Regions from separate parts of the Homo sapiens genome. Here regions 2, 3, 4, 5 and 6 are each linked to region 1. Evidence: chromatin loops called from intact Hi-C (ENCODE). Cell type or tissue: GM12878. All regions are shown on one strand.

What was found. Hi-C counts contacts between places; a loop is a spot of excess contacts. Peaks named below come from ENCODE experiments on the same cell type or tissue, not always from the same donor. Only the 100,000 strongest peaks of a DNase experiment are listed, where the experiment ranks them.
Region 2: a loop joins it to region 1, with 4 times the contacts of the local background. A loop is called at or near these places in 2 of 110 quality-filtered maps.
Region 3: it touches region 1 in a loop (9-fold over the local background); 6 of 110 quality-filtered maps call a loop at or near these places.
Region 4: it touches region 1 in a loop (9-fold over the local background); 17 of 110 quality-filtered maps call a loop at or near these places.
Region 5: a loop joins it to region 1, with 4 times the contacts of the local background. A loop is called at or near these places in 9 of 110 quality-filtered maps.
Region 6: a loop joins it to region 1, with 2.9 times the contacts of the local background. A loop is called at or near these places in 4 of 110 quality-filtered maps.

Annotation. Positions count from the first base shown.
Region 1 is chrX:30,819,842-30,824,841 of GRCh38, reverse strand. It overlaps the pseudogene LOC100418759. Among named protein-coding and RNA genes, the nearest start is that of TAB3-AS1, 12 kb to the left of the region's middle. RefSeq lists a silencer at 2,163-2,212. In GM12878, no CTCF peak of the experiment used is centred here; a DNase peak (open chromatin) is centred at 2,335; H3K27ac peaks cover 650 bases.
Region 2 is chrX:30,568,751-30,573,750 of GRCh38, reverse strand. The region is part of intron 2 of TASL (TLR adaptor interacting with endolysosomal SLC15A4); the gene reads left to right. Among named protein-coding and RNA genes, the nearest start is that of TASL, 6.5 kb to the left of the region's middle. In GM12878, a CTCF peak has its summit at 3,041 (motif pointing left); a DNase peak (open chromatin) is centred at 1,578; H3K4me3 peaks cover 1,632 bases; H3K27ac peaks cover 1,568 bases.
Region 3 is chrX:30,633,097-30,638,096 of GRCh38, reverse strand. No RefSeq gene overlaps it. Among named protein-coding and RNA genes, the nearest start is that of GK, 18 kb to the left of the region's middle. In GM12878, a CTCF peak has its summit at 2,259; no DNase peak of the experiment used is centred here.
Region 4 is chrX:30,733,522-30,738,521 of GRCh38, reverse strand. No RefSeq gene overlaps it. Among named protein-coding and RNA genes, the nearest start is that of GK-AS1, 18 kb to the right of the region's middle. In GM12878, a CTCF peak has its summit at 2,556 (motif pointing left); a DNase peak (open chromatin) is centred at 2,511.
Region 5 is chrX:30,887,024-30,892,023 of GRCh38, reverse strand. TAB3 (TGF-beta activated kinase 1 (MAP3K7) binding protein 3) reads left to right here and starts at 2,770. Exons shown (of 11, transcript NM_152787.5): 1 at 2,770-2,910. RefSeq lists an enhancer at 2,395-2,564 and a silencer at 2,725-3,114. In GM12878, no CTCF peak of the experiment used is centred here; a DNase peak (open chromatin) is centred at 2,523; H3K4me3 peaks cover 2,644 bases; H3K27ac peaks cover 2,017 bases.
Region 6 is chrX:30,650,917-30,655,916 of GRCh38, reverse strand. GK (glycerol kinase) reads right to left here and starts at 2,494. Exons shown (of 21, transcript NM_001205019.2): 1 at 2,302-2,494. The coding sequence starts at 2,379. RefSeq lists a silencer at 2,405-2,824. In GM12878, no CTCF peak of the experiment used is centred here; DNase peaks (open chromatin) are centred at 2,706 and 3,146; H3K4me3 peaks cover 1,805 bases; H3K27ac peaks cover 1,841 bases.

The DNA.
Region 1 (5,000 bases):
TCACATGTGGCAGGAAGACTCTGATTGTAAGATTACGATTTGAGTTTCTCTTCCCAAATTCCACTGGTGTAACTAACAAAAACATTTTTAAGGACTGGAGAATAGGCTCTCAGGGTCAGAAATTACAGGAAGCAGATGGGGATGTATGGAGGGCAGTAGCAACCAGTGTCGGCCAGCACACAATTCCAGCCATCAGTGAAAGTCAACCTGCAAACCAAGTCTATGGGACTCCTCAAAAGAACCCAGGAAGACCCCCAAACTCTGAGCCGTGGGCAAATGGGAAGGGATAATATGTGCTGGACAGGAAGCATGTAGATGACAGCACTTGCCTTCTGGCTCACTTGGCACCACAGTTCACTACAGAAAGCATTTAATGGGAGTGGTTTGGCCACCTAGTTAAGCGGCATAAGGCACCAAGTAACTTCAAGCTGCCACAATGAACATAGAGGAAAAGCTTGCTTGGCCCAGCTGAGAATTCCAGGGAGCAGTTTTCAACCCCACAATAAATATTTAAAACAGCACCCATTGATGCCTGTTACTGACTGGCTGAAAAGAAATGCTTAGCAAAGCACTGAACTTCCCGATCTTTCTAATATTTTTAGTAATTTCCAACCAAGAAAAATAAGACTACAGAAGTAGAACAATTTTTGCTTAAGATATTAAAAGATTTAAACAATGTGACCCACATGGTATTTAAAATTGTTTAAAAATCAAATGTACATGAAGATGTAGCATTCTGAAAAAAGAATCTCATAATACAGAAGGGAAAGAGAAAACCTTAATTTCTAAATTGAATTCCAAACAAAATTTATAACAATGTTGTATCTCTCAAAAAGGAACAATCAGATCAAAAAAGGTTTCCTTCAAAGGAAAACTAATTTTTTACTAAAACTCTAAAATACAAATACAGGTAGTGAAGTTCAGAGAACTGAGTCAACAGAGATTGTAGAATTCAGAGGAAAGGGATATTGAGATGAAGAGCTGACATATAGAAGAAATAAATGTGAATCTAGACTCAGGAGATGCAATAAGGAATACCAGAAAAAACAAACACAGCAGATAGGAGAGAAGCAACGAAGATATAAGAAACATGGGACAGGACGACTGAAAAAATCTTACCTATGAAGGTCAAATAAAGGAACACAACTGTCTGATTTTCACATGCAAAATAGACAAATAGTGAATATTATCAGTTTGGTTAAATCTACTATAATAAAACTTTATACCTCCCAATAACCAACTGTTCTTTCAAATGTCCAAACATTTACCCCCCAAAAAATCGAGAAAACCTCAATTTCTAAAACAGAATTAAACAGGCCACACTTTTCTGATTGTAAGGCATCAAATCTAAAAATAACTAAAATCAAGCCACCTGAAAATTAAAAGAAAAAGCTCTTCTAAATAATTAAAAAATGGAATAAAAAACAATGTCAGATTTAGTTCAGGTGACTCCTCAACAAGAGCCTGTGGCAAAGACATTATCTCAAACTAAAAAGATTTTCAGCTCCCAAAGAACAGGAGAAAATAGTGCCATATCCCAGTAATGTTTTATACTGTGCAAATGTTGAATTATTTCTAGATGTAAATGAATTGTCCACACTCATAATAGAAGATGTTGCACAAAGAAATAATTCAGAACTGTAGTCGACGTCACTTGTGGGAAATAACGTTTCCAACACAAGATGTCTCTATGCAAACTCTAACAGTGAAATGGAAATGTCAAAATTTGTAGCCCAGCTATAGTCTGAGAGAATACTCTGTCTAATATGGCCAGTGTCAAGAATCCTTATGAGCTGGAGAGCTCTGGGGAAAGAGTTGGATCAGAAGTATTCCAAGGCCAAGCTGATGTGTAACATGTGTGAGAAAGTGTTCTTAGAAGCCAGCAGCTTTAAAATGCATGTGAGTATACATAAAGGAGTCAAACTCTGTATCGGCCACGTCTGTGGAAAAGTATGTACCCATTGTAACCAGCTGAAAACTCATGTAAGAACTCATATGGGTGAGGAGCCTTACAAATGTGAATTATGTGATAAAGGCTTAGCTCAAACATGCCAGGTAATCACCCATAGTCACATGTATCACGGTAAGGAAAAAAAAAACCTGTAAATGTGATATATGTGATTTACAATTTGCAACTTCTAGCAGTCTCAATACTCACGCGAGCACACTGATATGGTTTGGCTCTATATCCCCATCCAAATCTCATGTCAAACTGTAATCCCCATGTGTTGAAGGAGGGGCCTGGTGGGAGGTGATTAGATCATGAGGGCGGATTTCCCCCTTGCTGTTCTCATGATAGCGAGTTCTTAGAGATCTGATGTGAGTTTCAAAAGTGTGTAGCACTTCCCCATTTACTCTCTTCTCTCTCCTGCCACCAAGAAGGTGCTTGCTTTCCCTTTGCCTTCTGCCATGATTGTAAGTTTCCTGAGGCCTTCCAGCCATGCTTCCTGTTAAGCCTGTGGAACTGTGAGTCAATTAAACCCCTTTCCTTCATAAATTACCCAGTCTGAGGTAGTTCTTCATAGCAGTGTGAAAACAGACTGATACAGACACCTAGTGGAGAGAAGCCATATGTCTAAGAAAGAGGAGTGGACAGAGATTTGCCTAATCCAGCAGCAAACTGACCTGTCAGATTTGCATGCATATTAAAGGAAGCCTTACGTGTGTCACACCCAGAAGATGGTATTTACTGCCCCTAATCCTCTTTTCAAGCATACTTGAAACAAACAGGTGAAAAACTATACAAAGCATTTGTGGGAAAACTTCTATTTCTTCAGAAGTCAAACACTTTGAATCCCATCAATAAGACAGACCATTGATGATGCAAAAATTCTTACAAAGATATTAAAAAATGTAAAAAACAAAACAAAAGTTCATTCTGGAACAGACAAAACTCTAGACTTCAGTACAGAGGATCACATCATGCTTGGAGTGAATGAGATTCCATACAGAAAAGTCCTGATCAGAAACTATGGATTTGAAAGTTTCTGAAATGGCTTTAACACTGACTCTCCCTCTTGGGACTAAGGACCTGTTATCAATAATCAGGCTTTTACAACAGATCCTTCTTGTGACTAGCTGGGAACTAGAGATGATTTTTTTTTTACAACAACTTATACTGACTTTATGAGGAGTATGAAATGACTAAAATATCTGTTAGTAGACATAAATATCTCTTGTAAAAATTTCATTCACCGAAGTAAAAGCACCTCATACCACATCCTATTTCCCTTAATTTATTATTAAATTGATAAAAATTGTCTTATGTACATGATGCCTGGAAATATGTATACATTGTGGAATGGCTAAATTGAGCTAATTAACATATGCATTACCTCACATAGTTACCATTTTTATGGTGAGAACACTTTACATCCACTCTCCCAGCATTTTTCAAGAACACAATATATTGCTTTGTTTTGTTTTGAGACTGGGGGGGGGGTCTCACTAGGCTGACCAGGCTGGTCTTGAACTCTTGGCCTCAAGTGATCCTCCCACCTCTGCCTCCCAAAGTGCTGGGATTACAGCCATGAGCCACTGGGCCTGGCCAAGAATACAATATATTGTTAACTATGGTCACCAGGTGGTGCAATACATCTCTTGAACTTATTTCTCCTAACTGAAATTTTGCATCCTTTGACCAACATCTCCCCAATCTTCCCACTCCCCAGCTTCTGGTAACCAACGTTCTTCTCTTTGCTTCTGTGAATTTGCCTTTTTAGCTTCTACATATGAGGGAGATTATGTGGTATTTGTCTTTCTGTGCCTGGCTTATTTCACCTAACATAATATCCTCCAGGTTCATCCACGTCACAAATGACAGGATTTCCTTATTTTTTAAGGTTAAATAGTATTCCATTGTGTATATATAGCACATTTTCTTTATTCATTTATCCATTGATGGAGACTTAGGTTGATTCCATATCTCGGCTACTGTAAATAGTGCTGCAATTAACATGGGAGTGCAGATATCTCTTTGACATACTGATTTCATATTTTCAGATATAACCAATAGTAGTATTGCTGGATCACAAGGTAGTTCTATATTTGATTCTTTAAGGAACCTTCATGCTGTTTTCCATAGTGGCTGTACCAATTTACATTTCCACAAATGGTGTACAAGGGTTCCCTTTTCTTCACATCTTTACCAACATTTATCTTTCATCTTTTTGAGGACGAGTGCGGTGGCTCATGCCTGTAATCCCAGCACTTTGGGAGGCCGAGGCAGGTGGATCACTTGAGCCCAGGAGCTCGAGACCAGCCTGGACAACATGGCAAAACCCTGTCTCTACTAAAAACTACAAAAATCAGCCGGGTGTGGTGGCACATGCATGTAATCCCAAATACTTGGGAGGCTGAGGCAGGAGAATCGCTTGAGGTTGCAGTGAGCTGAGATCACGCCACTGCACTCCAACTCCAGCCTGGGCAACAGAGTGAGACTCTGTCTCAAAAGAAAAAAAAAAGAGAAAGAAAGGTCTATTCAGTTCCTTTGCCCATTTTTAATTGGGTTGTTTTCTTGCTATTGAGTTGCCTGAATTCCTTATGTATTTTGAATATTAACCCCTGATCAGATGTATGGTTTGAAAATATTTTCTCCCATCCATAGGTTATCTCTTCATTCTGATTGTCTCCTGGGCTATGCAGAAGGTTTTTAATTAGATATAATCCCTTGGTCTATTTTCACTTCTGTTGCCTGTGTTTAGGGGAAGATATTCAAAACAAATCATTGCCCAGACCAATGTCATGGAGCTTTTTCCCTATATTTTCTTCTGGTAGTTTCACATTTTCAGATTTTATGTTTAAATCTTTAATTCATTGAGTTGATTTTTATATAGAGTGAGATAATGAGCTAATTTCATTCTTCTGTATGTGGATATTCAGTTTTCCCGCCACCATTTATTGAAGAAACTGCCCTTTCCCCATATGTCCTTGGCACCTTTGTCAAAAAGCAATTGACTGTAAATATGAGGATTTATTTCTGGGCTCTTTGTTCAACTGGC
Region 2 (5,000 bases), 250 kb after region 1:
AGACAGGGTTTCACCATATTGGTCAGGCTGGTCTTGAACTTCTAACCTCAGGTGATCCACCCACCTCAGCCTCCCAAAGTGCTGGGATTACAGGCATGAGCCACCACGTGCAGCCTGTAATATTAAATCACCCTGTGAAAGATGGTTGCAAAATTAAAGATGAGGCGATGCCAGGCTATAGCAGTGTCATGGTTTAGGAAAATGTTCATATGGTTAGATTAAAAAAAAGAGGATAAATTAATTGTATTCCTCAAAGACATATGAGCATCGATACATAATTGGGACATATGTGTAGTCATCTGGGCCACCCCTCTGGGGTGAGTGCTGACTTTCCCCTGGAGCCTTCCTTTCTGCACTTCACTGCACCTTCCTTCTTTTATTTGGCAAGTGCTGTTGTTACTACATGGAATCAGGGCTGATGCCCTTTTCCTGGAAGGACTAATTGCGTGTTATTATGACTGCGTGATACTAACTGCTCTTAACTGTACAATAGTGTGATATGTTCTAAGAACAGAACACACACTTTGGAGTTTGTAAACTTGGGCTTGAATCTTGCCTATAGTACTTAGTAGCTGTGTGGCCTTGGAAGGGGTATTTATCATACCTGAAACTCAGTTTTCTCATTTGGAAAATCTAGATAATGATAAAGAGAAAAAAATTAAAAGATTTTTAAAAGGATATGATCATATCTAGATTATGATAATATCTAATCTGCAGTGTTGTTGGAAGGTTAAGGGCTATGCCTGGAAAGCACTCGGCATACAGCTGTCATTATTATGATGCGTATCCCATTTATTGCGTCTGCTTTTTGACTTAGGTCAAGGGTAGGTAAGCCACAGCCCAGGACCAAATTGGCCCCCTGCTTGTTTTTGTAAACTTTAGTAGGAGCCCAGACACAATCATTTGTTTACATATTGTCTATGGTTACTTTCCTGCTAGGCCAGCAGGGCTGCAACAGAGTTTGTATGATTTGCAAAGTCTAAAATATTAACTCTCTGGCCTTGTATAAAAAAAGTTTGCTGATCCCTAACTTAGGTGTTTTAAACGTTCCCCCTTATAAAGTTCTTCTTTCCTTAGGTTTTCTCTTTGACTCCACGCTTGTGTTGTTTAGATGTAAATTAAAAGTGTGTCCTTTGATCAGCATGCTCAAAGGATACAAAATTACAGTTATATAGAAGGAATAAGTTCAAAGGATCTCTTGTACAGCATGGTGACTACAGTTGATGATCTATCATATTCTTGAGAAATGATAAGAAACTGAATATAAGTATTCTCACCACAAAAATAATAACTGTGAGCTAATATATATGTTAATTAGATAGATGTTGCCATTTCACAATATACACACTTCAAAATACCATATTATACATGAGAAATTCATACAATTTTATCTGTCAATTTTAAAAAATCAATCAAAAATGTGTCTATGTGAAGAAGTGATAACAACAGCTTTCTGAAAAACTAAATGCTCATCTAGAAAGAGAACTTACATTGCAGTTTCTTCTGAAAAGCAAGTAAATGATTTAACAAGGCACTGCACTTTAGCACATATTTCTAAGTTGTGAATTTGCACATAAGGTTAATTTTGGCATTCCCCTATCTGTTAATGATTAATGTGGGCTAAAATTGCCTATAACATCTCCTCTGCAAATATTCTCAGGTGTCTTTTCCTTCACGCCTAACCAATCAGGGAGAATTTTATACATTTTATATATGTATATTTTATATGTAATATATATAGCTTTACATATATATAGCTTTATATATATATAGCTTCTCTAAGATGAGAAACAAGAATTCAAGTGACAAAATATCATTGAACAATTAAAGTAATCCATTGGGTTAAATTTTGATGTCTCAGATGAAATCAAGTCTAACAAATATGTTAACATCTGTTTGAAGTGTACCTTTTATATACCCTTGAAGAGACCCAGTGATATCTTATTAGAATTTCAAAAATAATGGAAAATTATTAAGAAAAATGCAAAAATCAGTCAAAATAAACCCAATTAACTTTTCTTGATGTCTCTACTCTAAAATTTGAGGATATTGTGATGTGCAATGCTGTCTTTATTCTAGTGGTGCATTAAAGGGTGCAGTAATGCCCCCCCCCCCTTTTTTTTGAGATGGAGTCTCGTTCTATCGCCCCGGCTGAAGGGCAGTGGCCCGATCTCAGCTCACTGCAACCTCTGCCCATGACCCCACCCCATTCAAGCGATTCTCCTGCCTCAGCCTCCTGAGTAGCTGGGATTACAGGCATGCACCACCACGCCCTGCTAATTTTTTGTATTTTTAGTAAAGATGGGGTTTTGTCATGTTGGCCAGGCTGGTCTCAAACTCCTGACCTGAGGTGATCCACCTGCCTTGGCCTCCCAAAGTGTTGAGATTACAGGCGTGAGCCACCACGCCTGGCCAAATGGGTTTCTTTCTTTCTTTCTTTCTTTCTTTCTTTCTTTCTTTCTTTCTTTCTTTCTTTCTTTCTTTCTTTCTTTCTCTTTCTTTCTCTTTTTCCTTCCTTCCTTCCTTCTTTCCTTCTTTCCTTCTTTCTTTCCTTCTTTCTTTCTTTTTCTGAGACTAAATTTTGCTCTTGTTGTTCAGGCTGGAATGCAGTGGCGCAATCTCAGCTCACCACAACCTCCACCTCCCGGGTTCAAGCGATTCTCCTGCCTCAGCCTCCCGAGTAGCTGGGATTACAGGCATGTGCCACCACGCCAGACTAATTTTGTATTTTTAGTAGAAATGGGGTTTCTCCATGTTGGTCAGGCTGGTCTCGAACTCCCGACCTCAGGTGATCCACCCACCTCGGCCTCCCAAAGTGCTGGGATTATAGGTGTGAACCACTGCACCCGGCCTTGAATGGGCCCTTTTAAGTGCATTAAAGTGGAAGATGAATTGAAGCAAAGGGCCTAAACTAGGAAATTAATTATGAAGATTAAATGTGTTAATATATGTATTTTTGTTTATAAATTTTATGTATTATTACTCTGCATAGCTTTAGAAAGGTCTTTTAAAAGCCTCCTTAGTGTGCTCTCTGCTGCCCTCTGCTGCTAATTTTCAGAAATTAATTTTGATTCTGATTAATGCTCACTTTATTCTTCATAATCTCATTCAAAATTAAAGTTTGATGGTACTCTAGACATAATTTAATCCCACATTCTCAATTTACAGATGATAAGTTGAGTGTCTGAGAGGTTAAGAACATGAACTTGGGCTCTGTTTCCTGACTGCTGGTGATTTTGGACACTACTCAATTTTGTCATCTGTAAAATGAGCATAATAATAGTACCTAAATATTAGAGTTTTTTTGTGATGATCAATTAATTTAGTACATAAAAAGCACTTAGAATATTATCTGGGTTGTAGCTAGTACTATGTTAGCTATTTTATAGATCTGGCAACAACTAAACTAAAACCACTGCTAGTGACAAGATCAGAGAACTCTGGTCTCTTAAATACTAGTGCGTGCTCTCTCTCTTTCTCTTCATATATATGTGTGTGTGTGTGTGTGTGTGTGAGAGAGAGAGTATTTATGTACACACACATATATATTTTATAAAATATATACAATTCTCCATGATTTGTTAAGTGTGAAGGAAAAGACACTGGAAGACGTTTGTAGATGAGATGTTCTAGGTAACATACATATATTTATATATATACACCACATATGTATATTGCCTGAATGAGTATGAAATTAAATTTTGCCTTCAAATATAGATTTTTTTTTTTCTTTTTAGACAGAGTCTTGCTCTGTCGCCAGGCTGGAGTGCAGTGGCGCTATCTGGGCTCACTGCAATCTCCAATCTCCACCTCCTGGGTTCAAGTGATTCTCCTGCCTCAGCCTCCCGAGCAGCTGGGATTATAGGCACACGCCACTACCCCCAGCTAATTTTTGTATTTTTAGTAGAGACGGGGTTTCACCATGTTGGCCAGGATGGTCTCGAACTCCTGACCTTGTGATCCATCCACCTCGGCCTCCCAAAGTGCTGGGATTATAGGTGTGAGCCACCGTGCCCGGCCCGAATATAGATTTTTAAAATGTGACTTGTTCAATGCATCCAAAGCTCTTGTAGTCTTTACAAAGCCCTTGCTGCTGCTCCTTCCTCCTTGTACTGTTCCAGGTAGGCTCCCCATAGAAGAAGTTACAAACCTAGAAAGCTCCTCAAGCCCCCAATATAAATTCCTACTGCCTGCAAGTGGAAGGTGACTTCACTGTGGACTTTAAGTAGCTTCTCTAATGAGCTGCCTACCTGAATTTCCAATGGACAATTACACACTTGCACCCAGACAGTCTATCTCTTGTCAGGCTCAAGAAGAGCTAAGCTAAACCCATTGCTTCCTCCACAGCTCCTCCTGATCTTCCCATTTTGGTCAATGATGGTGCCATTTCCCCTACATACCCACACTCAGAGTTACTTTTGGCTCCTCTCTCTCCTTCACTTCCATGTCTGGGGGTCTTGGTCTCTCAAATGCATTCCTTCTCTTTCTTTTCTCCTACCTCCCTCCTGGTTCCTGTCCCAGTCATCTCAGGCTGGGATGAATCCAACAGCCTCCTAACTTGGGTCCTTAATACCAATCTCACTCTGCTGAAATTAATTTTGCACTTTATTGCCATATTATATCATGTGGTGAATCAGCTTCCTTACCTGCCAGAACGTTGCAGTGCCTACAGGATGAATCAAATGTACTCAGTCTTGGATGTCCCAACTTACCTCCCTGACCTGACCTTATCTCCCACTCCTCCCTCTCAGAAATCTTTTTTCCTTTTTTTTTTTTTTTTGCTGGGGACGTGTCTATCCCTAGACACTAGGATGCACTTTCTGTTTTTCCGTCATCAGACCCACCACTTTACTGGTCTGTCTTGGGTCCTACACATCAGAATGATAGGGTTCTTATTCTGCCAGAATTAAGATACCAGCAAACCTCTCAGTTGACAACCAATAGGAAAAGGGGCCCATTACTGTACTCAAAATAAAATTCTAGGCCCTTTTCCTTCATTG
Region 3 (5,000 bases), 190 kb after region 1:
GGTGATCTGCCCGCCTTGACCTCCCAAAGTGCTGTGGTTACAGGCGTGAGCCACCACGCCTGGCCTCCACTTCTATGAAGTAGATTTCCCAAGCAAATATGACCTGTTCCTATTTTAACTCCCACAGCACATTTCATAGTCAGTCTTGTATTATCATTTTACCTGGACTTATTTTCTCCATCCTTTCCCCCTAACTTCCTTCTGTATTAGATATCTATTGGACATCCTGTATTTTATCTAAACCTATTAAGATGCATGTTCTGGCTCTTTTTTGTTTTTTGCTTTTGGAGACAGGCTCTCACTCTGTCACCCAGACTGGAGTGCAATGGCATGATCGCGGCTCAATGCAGACCTCCTAGGCTCAAGCAATCCTTCCACTTTAGCCCCTTGTGTAGCTGGGCCTACAGGCATGAGCCACCAGATCCAGCTAATTTTTGTATTTTTGTAGAGACGGGGGTCTTACTATGTTGCCCAGGCTGGTCACGAACTCCTGGGCTCAAGCAATCCTTCCACCTAGGCCTCTCGAAGTGCTAAGATTACAGGCACGAGCCACCATGCCAGGCTAGTTTCTGCTCTTGAAGACTCCAGTTGCTCTAGAGGGAGATGTAGACAGGTAAATAGGAATTGTAACATGTGGTAAAGACCAAACAGAAGGAAGCATAAGTGCTATGGGAATCACGAAGGAGGAAACTCTAACCAGTCTTTTAGAGTCAGAATCCTAAAGGTAAAGGACAGAAGTCATTCCAGCACAACCAGCAGCACATGCAAGGGCCCTGGAGTTACTTACAAACTGCTGTAAGGAGCAATACATTAAATATTATGCTTAAATCTCGATAAATGAATAATCTAAATGTATAAATTATATAAATACTTTCCTGTTTATGTCTTTCAGCAACCTTCAATTAACCATCATTGACCCCAATTTATAAATGAGGAAACCAAGGCTCAAAGTTTAAATGATTAAGTTGGAGTAAATCAAAATCAGGGTGGCAGAGTAAAGATGACAACATAGGTTTTCTAATGCCAAAGCAGTGCCCTTTTCTCTACATTCTGCCTCTCAGATCTGGTTCCCCCTAATAGGAGAGAACTGGGCAAAAGGTCAAGCAGAGGCTGCAGGAGAAAAGTTAGGAGCCAGAGGAAAAATGATATGACCTTTACAGTTTTTACCCAAAGGCAAACTCTACTTAATAAAGTATGCAGAATCCAATGTTTAGTAGTTAGATCAGAGTGCCTCGATACCTTCCTATGAACTCTTCTCTGCTTTCAATGGTCGACACTGTCATTCACATAGGTAATCAAGGTGGGGAGGTTCAGGATGACGTCTAACCTACTTAAAGAACTAATGTGGATGCAGTGATGGTAACCAACAAAAATGTCATAACATAGCAAGTAAATACAAAGAACTGGAGTTGCACAAATCACCTGATTGAAATTCTAACCTCAGTACCATTGCCACCCCAATGACATGCCTTTTTTTTTTTTTTTTTTTTTGAGACGGAGTCTCGCTCAGTTGCCCAGGCTGGAGTGCAGTGGCGCGATCTCGGCTCACTGCAAGCTCCGCCTCCAGGGTTCAGGCCATTCTCCTGCCTCAGCCTCCTGAGTAGCTGGGACTACAGGCGCCCGCCACCACGCCCGGCTAATTTTTTGCATTTTTAGTAGAGACAGGGTTTCACCATGTTAGCCGGGATGGTCTCGATCTCCTGACCTCGTGATCCACGCCTCAGCCTCCCAAAGTGCTGGGATTACAGGAGTGAGCCACCGCGCCCAGCCTATTTTTTTTTAAAAGGCATGTCGGCCAGGCACCGTGGCTCACGCCTGTAATCCCAGCACTTTGGGAGGCCCAGACACGCGGACAACCTGAGGTCAGGAGTTAGAGACCAGCCTGGCCAACATGGTGAAACCCCATCTCTACTAAAAATGCAAAACAAATGAGCCAGGCATTATGGCGCGTGCCTGTAATCCCAGCTACTCGGGAGGCTGAGGCAGGAGAATCGCTTGAACCCAGAAGACGGAGGTTGCAGTGAGCCGAGATCGTGCCATTGCACTCCAGCCTGGGCATCACCTTGAGACTGTATCTGGAAAAAAAAAAAAAAAAAAAAAAGAATAGTACCACACTCTAATACAAAACAAAGTTTCATTTCATTTATACTTAAAAAAATATACACATACCACACAAAATATTTAAGAACGGTAATAAGGGTTTTGTAAAATGTAACAAATAATAAGGTTGTAACGCCAGTAATCCTGATCTCTGTAGAGACCAGCACTGCCACCCTCAGTAAGAGGTGGAAATTGCAATTATCAAGTAAGAATATTATATTTTTAAATTAAATGAAAATAGCTCCCGTAATTAGCAGCCTTGATAGACTAATTGTGTTGGAAGAACCCTTAGAGATAACTCCTCATTTTCTACATTAAAAAATAGACTAGGCTGGGTGCGGAGGCTCATGCCTATAATCCCAGCACTTTGGGAGGCCAAGGCGGGCGGATCACGAGGTCAGGAGATCGAGACCATCCTGGCTAACACGGTGAAACCCGGTCTCTACTAAAAATACAAAAAATTAGCCGGGTGTGGTGGCAGGCGCCTGTAGTCCCAGCTACTCAGGAGGCTGAGGCAGGAGAATGGCGTGAACCCGGGAGGCAGAGCTTGCAGTGAGCCGAGATGGTGCCACCGCACACTCCAGCCTGAGCGACAGAGCGAGACTCCGTCTCAAAAAAAAAAAAAAAAATAGACTAAGTAGCTGGTGGTGCGCATCTGTAGTTCCAGCTACTTGGGAGACTGAGTCTGGAGGATCACTAGGAATTCAAGGCCAGCTTGGGTAACATAGTGAGACCCCCGTCTGTATTAAAAAAAGGAAAAAAAAAGACTAAGAGAAATTTGGCGACTTTTCTCAGTAACGTTTTTTGGGGATTTCCATATACCTGATGTCGTTTTATCTTTGAAACCTTGCAAAGTAGACATGACAGGTGGTATTCTGGTTTTGCACATAAGAAAACTAAAGCTCAGGCCTGGCGTGGTGGCTCACGCCTGTAATCCCAGCACTTTGGGAGGCCAAGGTGGGTGGATCACCTGAGGTCAGGAGTTCGAGACCAGCCTGGCCAACATAGTGGAACCCCATCCCTACTAAAAATACAAAATTAGCTGAGTGTGGCGCATGCCTGTAATCCTAGCTACTTGGAAGGCTAAGGCAGGAGAATCACTTGAACCCGGGAGGTAGAGGTTGCAGTGAGCCAAGATCACACCACTGCACTCCAGCCTGGGCAACAAGAGTGAAACTCCGTCTCAAAAAAAAGAAAAAAGAAAAATAAAGCTCAGAAAGTTTAAGCCTTGTTCATTAGCACAAGAGTAATAAATAACCTATGCCAGGATTTTGGGCTTTCTCCTGTATCATGTGACTATGAACTTTTATTGATCTGAAGGAACTGATAGTAAGAAAATATAATAACAAAGAAAAAACTTGACATTTCAATGTTTTCTTTTTTTAAAAAATTTTGTTTTATTTTAAGTTCCATAATGTGAGTGCAGGATGTGCAGGTTTGTTACATAGGTAAACATGTGCCAAGGTGGTTTCTGTACCTATCAACCCATCACCTAGATATTAAGCCTAGCATGAATTAGCTATTTTTTCCTGATGCTTTCCCTCCCCATACACACCCCCCAGCCCCGATAGGCACCAGTGTGTGTTGCTCCCCTCCCTGTGTCCATGTGTTCTCATTGTTCAACTCCCACTTATGAGTGAGAACATGCGGTATTTGGTTTTCTATTCCTGCGTTAGTTTGCTGAGGATAACGGCTTCCAGCTCCATCCATGTCCCTGCAAAGGACGTGATCTTGTTCCTTTTCATGGCTGCATAGTATTCCATGGTGTATATGTACCACATTTTCTTTACCCAGTCTATTTATTGATAGGCACTTGGGTTGATTCCATGTCTTTGCTATTGTGAATAGGGCTGCAGTGAAATACGCATGCATGTATCTTTATAATAGAATAATTTATATTCCTTTGGATATGTACCCAGCAATGGGATTGCTGGGTCAAATGGTATTTCTAGTTCTAGGTCTTTGAGGAATCACCACACTGTCTTCCACAGTCTTTTAAACTGTTGGTGGGAATTTACACAGTCCCACCAACAGTTTAAAAGTGTTTCTATTTCTCCACAGCCTCGCCAGCATCTGTTGTTTCTTTACTTTTTAACAATCACCAATATGTGGCCAACAAACATATGAAAAAAAGCTCAACATCACTGATTATTCGAGAACTGCAAATCAATGTTTTCTTGTGCAACCCATTAAAGAAAGTGGAAAGGGTTCTAGGTTAGGGACTTGAGACTCATTTCCAGCAGTCATTGGCTGAGTGACCTTGGGCTAACTTTTTACATGTTTTTATCTCTGAAGTCACATGCCTGGAGCTTAACTTTTCTCACAGGGTGGTCTCAAATGAGACAGTGGTTGGGAAGGTGCTGTGTAAAAAATAAAATGTTAGGTCATGATATGGTCAAAGCAAATTCTGGACCCATTATGCTTTGGAAATGTAGGAGATAATAAAAACATTAGGCCGGGCATGGTGGCTCATGCCTGTGATCCCAATACTTTCGGAGGCTGAGGCGGGTGGATCACTTGAGCTCAGGAGTTTGAGACCAGCCCGGGCAACATGGTGAAACCTCATCTCTACCAAAAATACAAAAAATTAGCCAGGCATGGTGGCATACACCTGTGGTCCCAGCTACTCAGGAGGCTGAGGTGGGAGGATCTCTTGAGCTGGGGAAGCGGAGGTTGCAGTAAGCTGAGATTGCACCACTGCACTGCAGCCTGGGTGACAGAGCAAGACCATGTCTCAATAATAATAATAAAATGAAAACATTACCTATTTAGGTACTAATCTAATGAGAGACATCTATGACTTGTAAAGAAGGATTCGGCAACTGTAAGAGCAGAAATAACTCTAAACACAAGAAGTAACACACGTGTTCTTCTTTGGGAAGACAATATGATAAAGAGAT
Region 4 (5,000 bases), 86 kb after region 1:
TGTGAGGTGGTCTCTTACATAGCAATAGATAACTGATACACCCAGCTCACTATTTATTAAAAACCACAAATACCGGCTGGGTGTGGTGGCTCACGCCTGTAATCCCAGCAGTTTGGGAGGCTGAGGCGGGCAGATCACGAGGTCAGGAAATTGATACCATCCTGGCTAACACGGTGAAACCCTGTCTCTACTAAAAATACAAAAAAAGTAGCCAGGCATGGTGGCGGGTGCCTGTAGTCCCAGCTACTCGGGAGGCTGAGGCAGGAGAATGGCATGAACCCGGGAGGCGGAGCTTGCAGTGAGCCGAGATTGCACCACTGCACTCCAGCCTGGGCAGCAGAGCGAGACTCCGTCTCAAAAAAAAAAAAAAAAAAAACCCCACAAATACCTTAAACTGAAATTTTAATGCCTAAAACATTACTATAATTCTTGTTATTTGTTATTTTGAGGAGAAGATATTTATGAAAAATGTGTTAACAATGTAAATATATTTTGCTGTAGTCATCAAATATTTGATGGCAGAATTGTATTTTTTTTCCTTTTGACTTCAGAAAAATCTTTAAGCATACACAGTTAAAATGGCCAAGTCCACTTGGGTATACCAAAGTCAACTGATTACTGAAGCAGGGTAAAAAAACTGAATTTTCCTTTCTCCAATCCCTTCACCCAAGGGGCTACAATTAGCTCTGCTAAAGCAACATTTAGAAACAAAATTCATTATTTCTTAACCTAGAAACCTGAGAGGAGAAGAAGGAATAGCATAACCCTAAGGCCATTCACTTTATTTCAAGTTAACATCCTACTGAAACATTTTGGATAAAACCCTTTTTGATGATTTTCTATAAGAGAGTTAGCTCCAAAAATAGTTTTGTGAGCAAGACAATTTATTTGCCTACTTTCCTTGCCTGTACTTTCATTGTTGTGTAATTATAGCATCTATAAATCTACAACTAAATTTTTCACTAATAGTACAATGCAAAGCAAAATGCCTTTACTTCTTTTAGATTTGGATTACTCAGTTCCAAAATAGTTTGTTTTTTTAGAGTAACATATTAAATTTTTTAAAATTTCTTATTTTAAATAAAACAATTCCATTTGAAATAAACCTTATCCAAAAGATGCCCACGGGATTATGGTGTTAAAATTGTTGGTTTAGGCCGGGGATGGTGGATCACGCCTGTAATCCCAACACTTTGGTAGGCCAAGGTGGGTGGGTCTCTTGAGCCCAGGAGTTTGAGACCAGCTTGGGAAACATGGCAAAACCCTGTCTCTACAAAAAATACAAAAATTAGCTGGGTGCAGGTGCAAGTATGAGTCCCAGGTACTCGTACTCGGGAGCTAGGAGGATCACCTGAGCCCAGGAAGGTAGAGGCTGCAGTGAGCCATGATCACGCCACTGCTCTCCAGCCTGGGTGACAGAATAAGACCCTGTCAAAAAAAAAAAAAAAAATTACTGGCTTATAGATTATATGATTAAATAAATTTAATCCTGTATGTAGCTTATTATTGTTGATAGGAATCTATTGTGGGTTTTTTTAGAAGTATATACTTTGTGTCTTAAAACTGTATGTGGAATGTCGGCTAGGACCACCGGCATGTACCACCATGCCTGGCCAATTTTTCTTTTTAAAATTATTTTTGTGTAGAGATGAGGTCTCACTGTGTTGTCCAGGCTGGTCTCAAACTCCTGGCCTCAAGTGATCCTCCCACCTTGGCCTCCAAAGTGCTGAGTTTACAAGTGTGAGCCACTGTGCCTGGCAGTTTTATTATACTTGGATGCTATGGCACTTACAACGTATGATCAAAATGCTGATGGATTGTAGTAATAAAGAATACTTTCTTAATAACTTTGTAAATCTCAACATGTAAAAAGCTAATGACAATGATAATAGAGTTAAAGATTTGCCTGGTATTGACATGATAATGATGCTATCAACATAAGGGACAATTTAACACGATTTTGTCTTGATTTGGTCATGTTTATAGATTGTTATATAAAAAGATTTTTTTTCTGTATACCTTTCTAGAATCATTCGGTGAAAGGCAAAAGCAAAAAAATAAGAGTAAAAAAAATTTGGTTCATATTGAGAAAATAATGGAGGAAGAATTTTGCCTTGGAATTGGTTGATTCTAGTATGTCATTCCAAGACTCAAGTATAAACAGAAGTTTTTTTTTTAAAAAAACGCTTTTTTAATAGAATAGGCTATAACTAAGAATATATTTATGATTGAATAAATTTAGCAGAGTATATGTGTAATTAGCAGAGATATTTGAAGTATTAAGTGTTAAATTATAGAGAAATGTCTATAAACCTGACTTTTATGATGAGCTAAAAGTCTAAGGAAAATCAAAGATGCAAGAGCGTAAACAGATTGTTGGATTCAGTTAAGCCTCTGGTTTTTACGATCTTATCATGAAAGCATTCTGTACATCTCCCACAGTCACTACAATGCTTTCACTTTACTATGATTACCAAAAACCAGTACAGTAGCAACTTCTGCTGATAGGAAGAAATGTCTAAGACAGAGAAGCCCGACTGTGGAAAGTAGCGTCACCTAGCGGCCGAATTTGTTTCTTACAGGAGACCAGCTTTTCAAAAGATAACTGGGTCACTAGAGCCTATTCTATTTACATGGCCTTTAGCAAGCTGATAAAAGAGTTTAGGCTGAGTGTGGTGGCTCACACCTGTAGTCCCAGCATTTTGGGAGGCCGAGGTGGGAGGATCTCTTGAGCCCAGGAGTACAAGGCCAGCCTTGGCAATATCGTGAGCCCTCCCCGATCTCCACAAAATTTTTTTTAAAAATTAGCTGGGTGTGGTGGCACGTGCCTGTGGTCCCAGCTACTGAGGAGGCTAATCCTGGAGGATGGCTTGAGTCTGGGAGGTCGAGACTGCAGTGAACCGTGATTGTGCCACTACACTCTAGGCTGGGCAACAGAGCAACACCCCATCTCAAGAAAATAAATAAAACTTAAAATAGTTTAGACTACAAGTGATGGAGTTGGAAAACAAGGGAATTTTTTTTTTCCCTAAGCTTCTGATTCTCTGGTTGAAAAATAGGGGAATCTTGTATGGTACAATTCCTTAATAAATGTTGATTGGATATCTGAGACATTTCAGCAGAAATGGTTCAGCATCTCTCCACATTAAAATCACTTAAAATTGGCATTATGGTGTCTAAAATACAACCTAATAATAATAATAATAAAAAAACACAACCATTGAAGTCCTGTCCACTATGATCTAAATGTAAGACACCTATGTTAACACTTGTAGCTTCACCAGTTCTTCGAGCTGGGCACAGAAATCCTTGGCTTGAGCTACATAGGTGCTTGGCTCAAGCCAAGAATCTGGGGCTGGATAATGGTGTGAATATTTTCTTTCCTTAGTTTTGAAGGGCAATCTTCTTTTGGGAAGGCTCAGGTGGCTAGCAGGGAGTGCAATTCAATTAGCCAAACACAGTTGTTGGAGCTAATTAGGAGTCAATAATAAACAGCTGCAGGCTTCAGCATATACAAAGCCCTGTGTACGACAGGCACGGCCCTGCCCACGCCTGCCATCCATGGGTGTCTCTCTCTGAGAGGGAGAGAAGGGGAACATGGTGTCTCTGATGAACACCTGTATATATGGGAGACCTGACAAAAAATCTCCTTCCAATAATTTTTATTATTCCAGTCTTAATCCATAGAAGATAATAGCTCTGGTTTTGTTTATTCTAAATGAGCCTGCTTAATAGAAAACATTAAGAATCTCTCTTATACTCATTTCTGATTATCCTGAACAAAAATATGTACTCTGGCCGGACACAGTAGCTCATACCTGTAATCCCAGCATTTTGGGAGGCTGGGGCGGATGGATCACGAAGTCAGGAGGTCGAGACAAGCCTGGCCAAGATAGTGAAACCCCGTCTCTACTAAAACTACAAAAATACCAGGCATGGCTGCGTGCACCTGTAGTCCCAGCTACTCCGGAGGCTGAGGCAGGAGAATCGTTTGAACCCGGGAGGTGGAGTGCAGTGAGCTGAGATCGCGACACTGCACTCCAGCCTGGGCGACAGAGTGAGACTACGTCTCAAAAGGAAAAAAAATGTACTGTCTCTCTGTGTGTGTGTGTCTGTGTTGGGGGTGAGTGTATATCCTTGCAGGATACACATCTATTTAACATATAGAGTTAGAGAATTAACTGAACCTGTGGGATGGAGACATAGAAAACATTGAAAAGTCACGGAAGAATCCTAATAACTTAGTTTTATTCATTAGTTATGTCTCTTCCTTTAAAATCGATTAGATAATGCAACTAACTAGCAGTAACGTCTCCCTGAGTGTGGGCAAGGAGAATTAAAGTATCAAACCATAATGGGGGAAAAACCCAGCATAGGTGAAATTAGAGAATTGTTCCATTTTAGAGTCAAGTTTTCCTTCAATAGCAGGTTTTAATCACCTCATCACCCTACCGTTTTAACCACGTTTTTGTGGTATTTTAAACACATATTATAAAGGAAACAAATGTCATTCCATTTTATTATTTAGTACTTTCTTTGGACTGTAATGAATTAGAACCCGGAATACAATAAAACAGGTCTTCTGCGTAACTTAAAATCTAATTTGATGATCACAATTATTTTCCCTTGGACATTACAGTTAAATGTAGAGTCAAGACTTTTCTGTCTAGAAACTTTCTAGCCTTAACACATAATTACAAATATGGTGGTCTTACAGCTATGCAGTTATCTATTAAAATTCATGGAAGGTACTATATAGAAAACACATGGGCATTTCTTTTTTGAGTCTTCTAAATTCTGTTCATAACAAGTGAATGGCTAAGGAAGGATGTAATTTCTTTTTTGTTTGTGTGTTTTGTTGTTGTTGTTGTTGTTAGAGATGGAGTCTCACCCTGTCACCCAGGCTGGAGTGCAGTGGCGCCATCTTGGCTCACCACAACCTCCACCTCCCGGGTTCAAGCGATTCTCCTGCCTCAGCCTCCCAAGTAGCTGGGATTACA
Region 5 (5,000 bases), 67 kb before region 1:
AAGAGCTTCATTTGTGTCCTGAGAGGTACTCCTGAATCTCCCCAGTGGGACCCTAAGAAGAACTCACAGAAGAAATCAACAAAGAGCCAATTTTCGGCATTTGCCATGTCCAGAGAGGACAAAGCCATCTTATGAAAGGATCAGTAAAGCAACACCTTGCCACCTCCATTTCTATCCTCTTCATCCCTGGAGGAGATACAGCTATGGTTAGCAAGATAGGGTAGGAGAAGTAGAAGCCTAAGGGACGGAAAGAGAAGGGTTACACCTGCTTCCTTGACTCCAAGCTCCTCATTGGTGGTAGGATCCAACTGGGAGAGAGGACAAGATATAACTTCAAATAAGGTCTGGGTTTTGATAATTTTATGGGGCTTCTGGTTGTCCCCTCAATGTTTTTTCCAAAGTCATGGAATGTTTAGCTAGTTACAGGACTGCTTAGAATAAGACCACATTTCACAGTCTCCCTTGCAGGTAGATGCAATAACGTGATTAAGTTCTGGCCAGTGGGTTGTGAACATAAGTTGATGGTAACAACTTCTGGGTCATGCCCTTAAAGGAAATGGGTAGGCTTTCACACCCTTGATGACTGAAATGTGATGTCGTGCTGAGCCATTCTGGACCATGTAGACTAGGACGACAGTCTAGGAATGGTGGAGCAAGAAGACATAGGGAGACTAAACCGTGGCTCACTTTGTGGAACAGAGCTGCCGTATTAGTCCACTTTTGCCACGTAATAAGGAAAAGTCTCAGTGCCATGCTACAATAAGCATTTATTTCTCACTCATGGGTTTGTGAGTTGGCTGGGGCTGCTCTGCTTGGTCCGAAACCTGAACTTGAAGCAGGTTTTCTACAAATGTTTCAGCACGATGGGCCCCAGTATGTGGGGTGTGTGATAGGAGTGAATGACCCCCTTTCTGACCACATCCAGCTTCCAAAATGAGTGGCTCTTGACACTGGAGCTGCTCTACTTCAGGATGTGGGTCAAGTTCAGCTCCAGTCCAGGTGTCACATTCTCATCCCCAGGCTAGAGGGAGATTGGAAGCTCCCAGAGGGACAGGAGAACTTCCTTCCCATAGCAGCAGTTGGATCCTTTGCAGTTTCCCCACACTTGCAGAGACAACGTCTTGAGCCCCACTCAAAGACACGAGCACCAGCAGATGCTGCTCCTTTCTCAGAGGTCTGAGTTTTACCTCCACAAGGCAATTCCTCTAAACGTCTAAATTGTAATAATCCCAACCTCTTCCCTTCCTCCTCCTAGCTCTAGGCATAGTAGCTGCTTCCTGCAGTTGCTACCTCTGCGATACATTAAGAGTTCTCTCTGACCTTATCAGTTGCCTAATAATCAATTCTTGATATTAAATTCTCTTGGTTGAAATAATTGGGGTGGTTTGTTTCCTGCTATCGCCCTGAGTGATTCACTGGACTAAATCCTATGCCTGTCAGACACCGCTCAAGAATTTTCTCTTTGGCTGGGCGCGGTGGCTCACCACCTGTAATCCCAGCACTTTGGGAGGCCGAGGCGGGCAGATCACCTGAGGTCAGGAGTTCAAGACCAGCCTGGTCAACAGGAGAAACCCTGTCTCTACCAAAACTAATCAGCCGGGCATGGTGGCACACACCTGTAGTCGCAGCTACTCGGGAGGCTGAGGCACGAGAATCACTTGAACCTGGGAGGCTGAGGTTGGAGTGAGCCGAGATCACACCACTGCACTCCAGCCTAGGCAACAGAGTGAGACTCGGTCTCAAAAAAAAAAAAAGGAATTTCCTCTTTGATGTATTTTATATCCTCCCCCCATATCTGTCACTCCTCTCTGTACTCATTTCTATCATAGAACTTACTGTGCTAAAGTGTCGTCATTGTTTTTTCTCATTCATCTCCATCCCAGACCAATAGCTCCCTGAGATCACAGCATTTCCTCAGTAGCTGGCACATAGGAAACTGAACAACACACGTTTGAATGAATGAGCAAGAAAAAATAAAATAGGAAAAAGAATTATTAGTATCAGATGGCTCATGTAGCACTAAAAATGAAAGAGAAAGTTAGATGGTGATGTGGGAAACAGGAGGACTGTGGCTGCCAACTGTGAGGCCATCTGCAAGCACACAGCAAGAAGCTCTTGATTAATAATGTGAACCCATAACAGGATGAAGAAGGTGCAGCTGAGGCTTTGCACAGAATACTCGGTGACAAAACCCATAAGGACAAGCAAAGGGTTAGAAGACTCCCGGGGACGCAAAAAGTGTGTTGGCCATTCGGGCTCCTGAGGGATGACCAAGCCTTAAGGGACGCCTCTCACTTGGTGCCTGGTCCTGCCAAGCCCTTTACTGGGTTTCTTGACTGGGTTTCATTACCCCGCCCCGCGCCACTAGTGGAAACAGGTAAAACCTGGAGAACTAGGTCCTACTTTAGGGGCCGTTCCGGGCATGCGTCATTACCCGCGCACGCAGGCGCAGTAACTTCTTCGGTAACTGGTACTGCCCATTTCCGATATGGGAAGCGTTTGCTCAGGCTTCCCTAACTTATCACCTTTCCTTTGGGCCCCCGCCCTCCTGTTCCTGTGGGGGAAGCCTCGCGAGATCGCCCTGGGCAGTACCCGGCGGCGCCATCTTTGTGCCTGGCGAGCGACGGCGCCCGACGGAAGCCCTGAAGCCAGAGCTTGCTTGCCAAGCTCTCGCTCAGACCGGATCTAGGAAATACGAGGCGGGCCTCGGTGGGAGGGACGCACTGAGGGAGGAGGGAGGAAAGGGGGCGGCGGCGGCGGCGGCGGCTCACACCGGATCCCGGCCCTGCACGGCGCGTACCCTGGGGGTTCGGGCGGGGAAGCGGCGCCGGCCCGGACCCCCCGCGGGAGTAGGCGACGGGCGTGAGGGCGAGGCGGCGGCGGCGGCGGCCAGAGAGCAGCAGCCGCCTGGTGAGTGTCCGCGGGGAGGCCCGGCACCTGCCCGAGCAGGGACGTCGGGGGCGCCCCCGGGATCGTCCCAGTGACCCTGTGCCTGAGACGGTGGGCGTGTGCGCAACTGCGGCGTCCCGGGGACTCACCCCGGCCCGGGACTGCGGCTGACAGCGGGAACTGCGGGGCTGCCGGAGGTTTGCGCAGGGCCTGGCGCGTCCGCGCCCGCCCCAGACGCCCCGAGAGGCCGAGGGGAGAGGGAGTGGCTGGGGTGGGGTGTCGACTTGATTGGCCTTGGTCCCCCAAACGGAGGGGACGATGCCCTTCCTCGCCGGACCCTAGGCATTGCGGAGAGTGAGCCTCTGTGGACCGGCTTTAAGCCCCCAGGAAGGTGTTTGAGGATGAGGACTAGCAGCACCAGCGTGGGGGCCGTTGAGGGTGTTGAGAGATGTGAAGGTTAGTAGCAGTATAGTAAGAATTGTTGGAGAGGAGGTTTCCAGATGACTGTTGGTAGGTGTTGAGTAAGGAGAAAACACTGCTTTCCTTTAAAGATCGCACAAGCAGTCCTCTGAGGTCCAACAACAGATTAGAGTTATTCCCAGTTGGAGTTCTGTAGTTTACTACCGTGTGCCAGCTCATAAAGTGCGTAAAAGCAGGATTTGAAGGGTGAGGGACAGGTGAGGCATAAAGTAAGCTGCATAAAAAGATCCAAAGTTTGTTAATGTGTTAAAGTGTAAATCCTTCTGTTTCTACTGAAATGTAACTTATTTAAATTATTTAAGAAAACTTGCCACCTTTGGTCCAGACCGGGCTTGTCAGTTCGATGTGTTTCTTCAGTGACGTTTGTCAATCAGGCAGTCATTTTGGCATACAGTATATTTACTTCTGGTTTCTAAAAGAACAAGAATGAATGAGAAAAGGGAACAGTTTGGCAAACTGAGCTTTCTTTGCGCACTTTTTCATTTTGAAAGGATAAGAGAATTTACTTTTTTCTTTGCTTTAGTAATGATTTGCAGTAGTATACAAGAACACGTGGAAGAAGAAAGGGTTTTTTGAGATGAGAGTTTAATTTTGCACAGTGTTAAATTATAAAGGGCCTCATCACCCATGGTAAGTTTTGTGATGGTGTGTTTTATGAACACCGGAAGAATACAGGCACATACATATACATGCTTTTTAGTCAGTGTGTGATATGAATCTTTACAACCGTAGGGACAGCCCCCGCCCCCACTTGCTTACAACTGGCTTAATCAAGGGAAAGACTTCAGTGAAGGTAAATATTAAATATGTGATTTTCATCTTCACATCTGAAAGAACATAATCTGCATTCAGTCACCCTGAATTTTCATCCATATGTTTATTTGATGGAGTCTTCCCCTCAGTTATAGATACCACATTGTGTACAGTTTGTTGGAGCAAACAGAGCTAACGTCGATTATATTCAGGCACTGGAGATCCTCACAGCTACCCTATGCTAAAGATAATGTTATGCCGATTGCACAGAACAATACTAACCTCCAATATTCTTTGGCGACTTCGCTGAGGAGATTATATAGCTGGTAAATTGCAGAGCTAGAACTCAAACTCATGTAGGTCTGATTCTAGAGTGTGTGTTCTTTCACCATACTCTGCGTAAGTTTTTGTGCTGACTGATACAAATTTTATGAAAATGGAAATTTGTGTTACAAAGAAACCTTTCAGTTCTGTTGGTAATCTTGAAAGCTTTCAGTGTCCTTGGCTCCAGATAATCTCAAGGTTTTTTTTTCTTTTCAGATGCGTCCATTTTCTAGCCAGAGGTAACATTTGAGCTAGAAGTCTGCTGATCTGTAAAGAGATTCCTGATAGCTGGTAGTGACCTATCTGAAATTCAGATATTTTCAGTTACTTTGCCTCTTGTGTCAGCATGCCCAAGATACTTCAAAGAACAAATATTTTGTTTATTCTAGTCCTGAATAGTATTTCAAATTACATTATTACATGGCAACTATCTATAGGGGTTTGAATTTGCTTTATCAGCTTGGAGGTACACATACACATCCCTGCCTTCTCCAGCAAGTGGAGTACTTGACAGCTGACCCTGTTTTTCTTCTCTTTAATAATTTGATACAAAG
Region 6 (5,000 bases), 170 kb after region 1:
CCTCACAGAACCCAGTAAACAGGAGCCAATTTTTGAAGGCTCATGTTGTTCATGTTACAGACTGAACAATTAATTGTGGTAATATGAAGTTGATCAAGTTCTTCTTCATTGATGTAGAAAGATGTCTTTTAGGCAACAAAACCTGAGGGACCAAGAACAACCTGTAGTGAATAAAGAAGATTGCTGGGCTACATGGACAGCAATAATGAACAGTCAAAAAGAAGGCATGGACAGTTCAAGCTGACTCCTAAAGGAAGCCTACAAAGTTATGAAATATTTTACCCATTTTCATATTGAGCAAAGGCTGTATAAACTTGAGAACATCTGCCATGCTTGGTTTGGCCCCCACAGTGCTTTATAAACTAATTGCCAACATTTAAGAATTGAAAGATTTCATTGAAAACTCTAGACTACCTGCTTTTAATCTGACGATCTGGCAGCACTGGGCTTGTGTTCCTGCTTGGCAGCTACTAGCTGTCCCCTTGACCTGGATATCTCTCTAGTCTGCCTTCCCCCTTCTACCTGCCTGGTCCCTGCAGGCATTTGTGTGGGCAATTCTTGAATATGGCTTTAAACATCAACCCACAGTTAGTTGGCACATGTCTTAATGGTCTTTCTTAAGTTGGGAAGATGATGATCGTGTATATTATGTATTAATCAAATCCAGTTAAGCAAACTTTCTTATGATTCAGGATTACTCTATAAACATTTCTATGAATATAAGACAAAGTGAAACCTGCCCTGGGTGATCAAAAGATAAACAGTGCAAGAGACAGTGGAACTATGCTTGGCAGCTCAAACCAGGGTAAGTCATTAAATAAGATTCAAACCAAAATTAGACTGAAAGCTTCTCACTTTAGACAAAAAAAGATATGTCAGGATCAAAGCACAAATGCAGTTTTTAGTCAAGTGCCAGCTCTGACAGAACTTTGAAAAAATATATACATTGTATGTATAATGCCTATGTATAAATATACACATATGTGTATATATGTACAGATATATACATACTAAATAACACAGGAAAACATGATTTGCGGTAAAGTGAAGAGCTAAATAATCATTAAATATTTACATCAACTTGCCAAGTTAGTCAAATATCCATTGAAAGCATGGGCTTTTATCAGCAGGCATTCATTTCAATTACTTTTATTTATTTTTTATTTATTTTTATTTTTTTGAGACAGAGTCTCGCTCTGTTGGCTAGGCTGGATTGCCCAGGCTGGAGTGCAGTGGTGTGATCTCTGCTCACTGCAACCTCCGCCTCCCGGGTCCAAGTGATTCTCCTGCCTCAGCCTCCCGGGTAAGTAGGATTACAGGCGCCCGCCACCACGCCCAGCTAATTTTTGTTATGCCAGGTTGGCCAGGCTGGTCTCGAACTCCTGACCTTAGGTAATCCACCCGCCTCAGCCTCCCAAACTGTTGGGATTACACGTGTAAGCCACCGCGCCCGGCCTCAATTACTTTTAAATTATCTTACTGAACTCTGTGCTAGGTCACTTTAAGAGCAAGTTTACTAATTGCACAAAAATTAATCAGCAGTCACTTAAATAGCAATCTTTTGTGGTAAAACTGTGCTGTCACACATGGTAAATAAAAAGAGAAACAGAATTTCCGTGTCGCATTATGCTGTGAAGCACAGTAAGGACAATCATTTGTTTGTAATGGGCAAAGTCTCAGAACTGAAATTTGCGAGTCTTCGGAATTAAATAAAGATTATGGCAAAACCAGTGTAGTGTGACTGTTTCCTAATTTGTTCTGCCACCCTCCCCAGTATTCAACCCTCTGCAATTTTTATGGGAGAGGATGACAACGCATCATCACTCCAATACTTTATTCGTTCTACTGCTGGAAAGGACGCTGTGTTAGCTACCACAGCCGTGACACAGCTTTCCCCCCATCCAAGGACGTCCTGTGTCTCGCAGGCCAAATGTTCCTGGGGAAGACCGCGGTAGCCGTCAATGTGGCCACCTGTCCCCTACTGCAAGCGGGCCGCTCTGCGCGGATGCTCGGAGAGTCCCTGCTCCCTTTGGGGGAAGAGTCACCCCATTAGTAGGTGACCCAGCTCCGCCACCAAAACTGCGACTGTTCAACTCGGCCATGGGGGTCATGAGAGGCCGAGGTCCCCCAGGCCTGGCTGGGGCATCCCCAGTGTGGCAGGTCCCGTTCCGGCCTCCCTCCTTGCCCAGCGGCCGGGGCACCGGGCCGGAGAGATGCGGGATGGGGACACAACAGCCACCCCCTCCGTCCCCCGACTCCCGCCCCGGCTCAGCGCCTCTTCACATGTCACCCCGGGCTCACCAAAAAGCGCGTCGAACTGGTGCCCTGGTCCACCGCCCCCACCAATGGCCCCAAAACTGCCTTCTTTGAGGCTGCCATGAAACCAGCTTCAGGTCGGCCGGCGATTGCGGCCGGTTTCCTGGGTGACGGCGGCGGGAGGGGGAGGGGCAGGTGACGAGTCCAGAGATCGAGGCCGCGCGCGTCCGCTGAACGCTCGGACCGCGCTCGAGGCGGCCCCTTTACCCGCGCGCAGCCTTCTCACCCCGCCCCTCCGGCCCAGGCCCCGCCCCCCACCGCGTACCCCCAAGGCTCCAGGGGCGTGTCAGGGGGGGTGGGGGTGGGCGCTGTCACCTGGGCTGGCCAATCAGCAAACGCAAAAGAGCCGAACGCTCGGACAGGCAGAGGGCGATGAGACGTCACGGGGGCGGGGCCTGGGCGCGGTGGAGGCGGCGGCCCGCGCAGTAGGTCACGTGGGGGCCCGGCGAGCGGACAGCAGAGCCATCCAGCTGCATGGCATGGGGCGGAGACGAGTACTGCCCTTTGGCAGGCAGCGCTCCTGGCCGGCGAAAAGAGCGCACTTCCACTAGTGTCCTGGGGCTCGCCTCCATAGGGGTCTCAAAGTGTGTAGAACTGCTTGTTCCCTCCAGTGGGCTGTGCAGAGTCGTGCAGCGACGTGAGTCGCTGTGTGGACCTACCCGGCCCGGCCTTCCCGCGTTTCCCACGCCCCGCCCACCTCCCTGCATCTGGCCCCTGGTAATCGTAATCATTCCTTTGGCTGGGATTGACCCCATATAGGGTCACCTCAAGGAGCAACGCGAATCCTTCACCGTTGCAAGCTTTTCAGGGACAAGAAACGCGGAAGTTCTTTCGGTTTAGCATTTAAGGAAAGCACCCAAAATCAACCTCCCCAAGTTCCTCTATCGACCATTCAGGCAGAAGGCGCCCGGCACCACTCCGTCCTGACGCGCCCTTGCTCCTCGTTTGGCCTCACTCTGCGGTCCCCTCCCCCACACGCCATTTCCTCTCCCTCCATTAACTGCTTTGGATGGCAGGGGACAGAAAAGGGACTCTCCCTTGACCTTGAATTTACCTTGCCCGGATCCTTCTGGATCCTGTGTTCTAAGGGCTTTCAAACTTGGAACCAAGACCCACACTGTGAAACAGTTTACAAAACAAACCCAGGCTCCAGTGTGTGTGGGCGGGGAGCACATTTGTAGTTACAATTGTTACACATGTAAATACATGTTATATACATCTAATATACATTTATGTATGTATAGAAAAACTTTCCAAAACAATATTTGTCCTTCCACAGTATGCATTCTGTATTTTTATTCTATGGCATATCATTTTTTTTTAATGCTGATTGAAAATCACTAAATTGCTTTTGTAACCCACCATGCTCTCTATCAATTTTAAAAGCACTCCGCTATACCCACTGTCATTTCTTTCCATCCCTTTCCCAAATCTCTGTGTTCTGGAACATCATTTCTTTTCCTTTTTTTTTTTTTTCCTTTCTTACCTTGCTCTACACCACGTCACTTGTCCATCTCTGTTTGTATAGTTTTACCACACATGATCTGAAAGCAAATTTTCCTAAACACCGTCTAGACCTCACATTCTAATGTTCCAGATGAAGCCTGCTTATGGACATACTAGATTTAATAACTATCGATAAACTGGCTTGCTTTAATATAAGAGTGAAGATGAGTCAGTATCTCTGAATTTCCTGGAAGAGGAAAAGAGGGAGACAGGCATATAAGCAAGGAACCAGGCCAACTTGCCTCTAAAAACAGTGAAAGGCATTAGTTGAGTGAATGATATAGAAAAGGATTTTCTTGGTTCTAGAAGGCAGTAAAAACAAAGCCACCAAACCTACCACATCGATCCATTAAAAAAAAAAAATCCCTGACCACGTTTGAACTTTCACATACTTTTGACTCTCAGATTCCAACAGGACAGCAAATTATTTGTTTGGCAGCACAATGGGATCAGAATTCAGACATTTCAGAATAAGTTGGGCTAGATGTACATGGGGGATTCTTAAATTTGTTGATCCTATGGTTCCTACAACAATGTGTATTCCACATCCTCATTCCTTTCACCAAAACAAAACTGAAAAGCCAAAATATTGGCCTTTCAGGCGTCACATCTCAGCACCCTGTTAGAGATGAGGTAAAGATAAGGGGAAAGGTGTTAGATGGAAGAGTTGAGCTCAGCCTATCTTAAATATTTACTGTGAACTTTTTTTTTTTTTTTTTTTTTTTTTTTGAGTTGGAGTCTTGCTCTTTCGCCCAGGCTGGAGTGCAGTGGTGCAATCTTGGCTCACTGCAACCTCCACCTGCCTGGTTCAAGCAATTCCCCTGCGTCAGCCTCCCAAGTAGCTGGGACTACAGGCCCGCGCCACCATGCCCGGCTAATTTGTTGTATTTTTAGTAGAGATGGGGTTTCACCATGCTGGGCAGGCTGGTCTCGAACTCCTGACCTCGTGATCCGCCCGCCTTGGACTCTCAAAGTGCTGGGATTACAGGCGTGAGCCACTGCGACCGGCCTACTGTGAATTCTTATAAGTCCACTTTGTCTTATTTTTTTAGAATTACAGTCAGCCTTCCATATGTGAGGGTCTCTTATCCAAGGATTCAGCCAACCGCAGATCAAAAATATTTGAAAAAATGTCAATACAACAATAACAAACAATACAAATAAAAACAATACCATGT